Linked DNA regions of Homo sapiens: region 1 is linked to region 2. Evidence: chromatin loops called from intact Hi-C (ENCODE). Cell type or tissue: PC-3. All regions are shown on one strand.

Region 1 (2,500 bases), 390 kb after region 2:
AGGGAAAAAAGGCATATACATATATTAAAACCTCAAGCCTTTAAAATAGCCATTGCCTGCTTCTCAAATGGCCTATTTAGTAAGTCTCATTTTCTTGCAATGATTTCCTCTTCAAAGTTGCCTAGGGGTAGTCTATTAAAATTTATTTTATGGGTTTTTCTTTTCTTTCTTTTTTTAACTAGATTACATGTTGGACTGCAGTTAACAACGTAGACATGGCACCGACAATCTACTCTGCATCCCTCCACTCACAAAAACGTTCTGGAGAGACTGCACTTCATCCATGCAAAGATGAGGTGTGTGGGGTTGGGAAAATGGGAGATGAGGAGTTAAGAGGTGATGGATGGAAGACCACTATCTAAACAGGTTCAAAGGTAATCTGCTTCTTAATTTTTAATTAATTAATTAATTTTTTGAGATGGAGTCTTGCTCTGTGGCCCAGGCTAGAGTGCAGTGGCGTGATCTCTGCTTACTGAAACCTCTGCCTCCCAGGTTCAAGTGATTCTCCTGCCTCAGCCTCCCGAGTAGCCGGGATTACAGATGTGCACCACCACACCCAGCTAATTTTTGTATTTTTAATAGAGACGGGTTTCACCATGTTGGTCAGGCTGGTCTTGAACTCCTGACCTAAAGTGATCTGCCCACCTCGGCCTCCCAAAGTGCTGGGATTACAGGCGTGAGCCACCACGTCCAGCCGTGACCTGCTTTTTAAAAAGACTGCCCCCTTCCCCCTCACACCCTGCATCAAGCACTCATACCTATGATGGTGATACTGACAACAGCATGGGGTTCTCCACTAATATTGTTGTGATCATATCTACCGTGTGGTTTACAGGCTTCATGGTTTTGTAAAAAACACAAGCACAGAGAAGGAAAAAGTGAAACAGTCGAAAATTCATATCAGGTGATAAGAGGAAATCAGGTTTGGATGCCTAAGGGGAAAACAGCCCTCAGAGCTTTGATGTGATCCCTTCCATCCTACAGTGAGCAGGGTATCTGATCTTACTTCTACCCAACACCACCCAAGAGTGAAGCTGCCAGAGTGAAGGGCCTTTTACACAGGAGAGAGGTGGGCACCCTCATAAGGCTCTCCAGTCTTCCCAGGAGCCGTCTATCAGACAACTGATTGATTCAAAACCAGTTTATTATTAAGGCCTTGAATTATAGAAGACAGGAATATCAATGAAAGTATTTCCATGCCTGACAATGGCTCCAAACTAACATAAAAAAACCTGAATCAAATAATACCTTATAATCTTCTGTATTCCTCAAATTATGTTTCCCATGATAATTTACATGTGCCATCCTAGTATGTCTAAGAATATTCCATATATAAGGCCATCACATTCTACTGAAATTTCCTGAGTGTCACAGCTGGAATAACCACTTCCCCATGATTATTCACTTCCTTTGGCTAGAGGAACCAGCTCTGCCAGGGTCCAATACCAGCGGCTCTGTGGCGGTTCCCTCACCATGTCTTTGGCAGACATCCAGCCTCTACCATTAGTTGGGATGTTTTACAGCAAACAACACTGCATTAAAAGATGCTTATTTAGGGAGATTTAATTAAAGTGATTGGCATTATTATCATTATTGTTATTATTAAAATATTATGGAAGTTCCTAAATGCAGAATGAGAACTCCATGCCCCAGTGATTTTCATCTCCCAAAATAATAAAAGTTAAATCTAGCAGGAACTATTTGGCTTTATGATCTTGGAAGATACAGTGTTGCTTAATGTCTGCTGGATTCTTCCTTTGCCCTTCACTTTTCTCTACCTCTCCGTGATTTTTCTTTCTTCTCTACCTGAAAATAAACATTCTTTACCTTCAGGACTCTCATTTGCTGATCCTTGAGTCGTGATGGTGATGAGTAATGATGCCTCTGTGGCTCATTTCACTACAAGTACCAGTGCCATTGACTTGGCTTTTACTTTAAAAACTGGGAAGTGGGTAACAGACATCCACACTTCATGAAGCTGCTCTGTCTCAAATGCTTCCCATCAGACAGAGAGAAACAGAGCTTCCTTTCTTGGTGGAGAACATGAGCTATCTTTTATGCCTTCTCAGTTAATGAAGGGTCTTACTGTAAGAATAGCTTTTCCAGTCCATAAGCAAGATAACTCGTGAAAAAAATCTGCTAACATTTCTAAGAGATAAATATGAAACGCCCATCTTAAGTGACACAGAAACATCATCAAATAGTGTAGTGTTGCATCAAAGATATGTTCATAGGTCTAACAGTGAAATAACTGGTGTTATGACATGACAGCGAGGATTTTTCCCTCTGTTTTGTAAGAGCCTTCTCTCTCAGTTTTGTCCATGAGCTGAGAGCAAGGGCAGCTTTTCCAATAGAAAGTACATTTGGTTTCAATTCACTTTCATAACAACAGACACTAACTCTTAGGAAGATGGAGAACATTAAGCTCCATTGTTCAGGCTGAGGATGACTGACTTGGGTGGCAGAAAGCTAAACAGTCTCTTTTCTGAAGAAGAAAATG
Region 2 (2,500 bases):
CCTGCCTGGGCTTCCTTCCCCAGTACCTTCCTCAATCACCTTCGAATTATCCAATGCCAAGTACAAATAGCCAGGTTTGGGGACTTATTTTTTTATGGTAACTAAACACAAAGGCCTCAGGATCTTCATTTGGTATATTTCTGCTTCCTTGGGTCTTCTGGGGTTCAGATGACCTTAGGGCTTCTGTCTTAAGGGAAGTTTCCTGGTCAGTGAGAGGAGCAGAGGGCTGGAGTAGGTATCAGGGCTCCAGGCTTCTGTGGTCTTGCCATGCCAATGAGGAGGTTGGAGGATTGGCTAAAGCAGCTGCTGGGGGCCTGTAGCTAATGATTGGACTTTTTTCTATACCATTTTCTTCAAATTTTCCATGCACCTTCCCACCGCAGGACCTTTGAACATGCCATTCCCTCTCTCTGGGGCTCCTCCCCTTCAGAAGTTATGTTGGACTACCACTCACTGCACCCGACTGTGCCTGTGTGCTGAGGATACCAGAATCAGGAAGACAAGGGTCTCATGTGAAAGAAGACTCCGGCCTAGGGAGAATGGTAGTGAGAGTGGTACTAACTAAAATAATAATAACAGTGGCAACAACACTGGCAGGGCCGTTGAGGGAGCACTCACGAGGTGCCAGGCATTTATGTGCACTATGACATTGAAAACTCACAACAGTCTTACAGATGGACAGTGTTATTATCCCCATTTTATCAAAGAGGAAACAGGCTGAGAGAGGATAAGTCACTTGCTGAGCTGGTACATGGCAGGGTTGGAACTTTGAGTCCAAGCCTCTGGGACTCCAGAGTCATGTGTTTGGCCACAGTGTTTTCCCACTACACCCAGAAAAGTCCCCCTCTACCCCATAGGAAGGAAAGTCACATCCAACTTCAACTTGGCAGGTCCTCAGTTGGATCATTTAGAAGGAATGAAAAACAAGAGTAACATTGGCTATTGCATAGGATGCAGGCTACCAGCCTAAGACTGTGGGCCAAGGAGGGCTGGGCAGAGGTGCTGCACATACCTGGCCACCTGGCCCCAACTCTTCCTCTAAGACTCTTTCCACTCATTGTACTCATAGAGGACTTTTTTCCAAGGTGTGAAATCCAGAACAGACTGTTCAGGGTGACCAGAGGCTTGTGGGAAGACGCCTCGGGGCATGAGCCTTCCTGACTCAGCGCTCTTCCACTCCAGTTTTTGGACAGAGGTAAGGTATGTACTTGATGTTGAGCCCACAGCAGACCAATAAGTCATCCTCAGCCTCCCAGAGTCTGGTGGGGCTCTGTTGTCTAGTAAGCTGAAGACAATACTTCATGAATAACGTGGGTGTGATGTTGAGTAACAGTGATGGTTGATGGGCTCGGGGGCTGACTCATTTCTGAAGGCCTTGAATCAGACCAATGTTATTTCCTTTGGTTTTCAGTGGACCTAACCCAGATTGCCCTGAACACCTGCCCCTGTTGCTGAATCAGAGATGTGGGCTCTGGCCGGCGGAGGACCAAGACTTTACTGTGGGGCTCGAGCCCAGTTAAAGAAACACTATCCAGGAGATTCTATCATGGGACTTGAGGCTGGTGGACAAAGCGGGAAGAGGAAGGCCCGGTCCAAGTGAGGGGCATGGGTTTTGAGTCCACAGAAAAGAGGGGGAATATGCTTTGGTTGAAACCAAAAAAGCTCAGAGGGAAGATACAAAATAGGACCCCTGAGCAAGTTTAGATTTCTGTTTTCCCTCCCTCTCCTAGCACTCCTCTCATAAGCTGGGTAGAGGAGAAGCAAAGCCAGGAAATGAGTCCCTGGATAAGGCAGGCTTCGGGCAGGCCAGTGCCCAGTGCCTGCACTGCAATCTTAAAAGTGACCTGGAGCAAGATCTGACCAGGTGGAGCTCCCACCCTTAGCTGGTGAGCCCAGCGCCTCCTGTGTGGGGCGGTCTGGGCTGCCCAGCTATGGGCTTCACAGACATCCCCAGAAATGCATCTGGGGAGACCCAGCTCCCAGGGGAGCTCCTTGAAGGCAGGGTGGCGTCTTCTCTCCCTGCTTCCTGTGGCACATCCTGAGCTTTGGGTGCTCAACAGAGGGTGTGGAGGAAGACGCTGTGAGGATGACTCTGGAGCAGTTACCAGGACAGAAGACTCCAGGGAAGACAAGTAGGGGGCCAAGACCTAGGAGGAGCCTTTCACAAACCGCAGGTCCAAGTGGGAGGTGCCAGGCCCCAAGCAGTCAACACTTCTGTTATTGTTAGGGGTAACCCTGGCTTTAAGCCAAACCACGATATGTAACAATTATCCAGATTATCCAAATTGTATGAAAACACCACATAAAATTATTACTCAAATTTTAGCTGTTCCCAGACAGCTTCTGGGAACACATCTATTGCACGGAGTCAATTGTATTGTGTGAAATGTGTGGATGGCAGGTTATTGAACTCCTAGGTCCCAAGTAGCCTCATAAACATGAAGACTCAGGGGACCATTGGCTCCCCTGCTCTGCTCTTTCTTTTGTCTTCCATTTCCTT

Evidence for each region. Peaks named below come from ENCODE experiments on the same cell type or tissue, not always from the same donor. Only the 100,000 strongest peaks of a DNase experiment are listed, where the experiment ranks them.
Region 1: a loop joins it to region 2, with 2.0 times the contacts of the local background. A loop is called at or near these places in 2 of 110 quality-filtered maps.

Annotation. Positions count from the first base shown.
Region 1 is chr14:68,308,760-68,311,259 of GRCh38, reverse strand. The region is part of intron 8 of RAD51B (RAD51 paralog B); the gene reads right to left. Among named protein-coding and RNA genes, the nearest start is that of RAD51B-AS1, 380 kb to the left of the region's middle. RefSeq lists an enhancer at 1,973-2,042. In PC-3, no CTCF peak of the experiment used is centred here; a DNase peak (open chromatin) is centred at 1,429; H3K27ac peaks cover 264 bases.
Region 2 is chr14:68,694,329-68,696,828 of GRCh38, reverse strand. No RefSeq gene overlaps it. Among named protein-coding and RNA genes, the nearest start is that of RAD51B-AS1, 10 kb to the right of the region's middle. In PC-3, no CTCF peak of the experiment used is centred here; a DNase peak (open chromatin) is centred at 1,288; H3K27ac peaks cover 2,500 bases.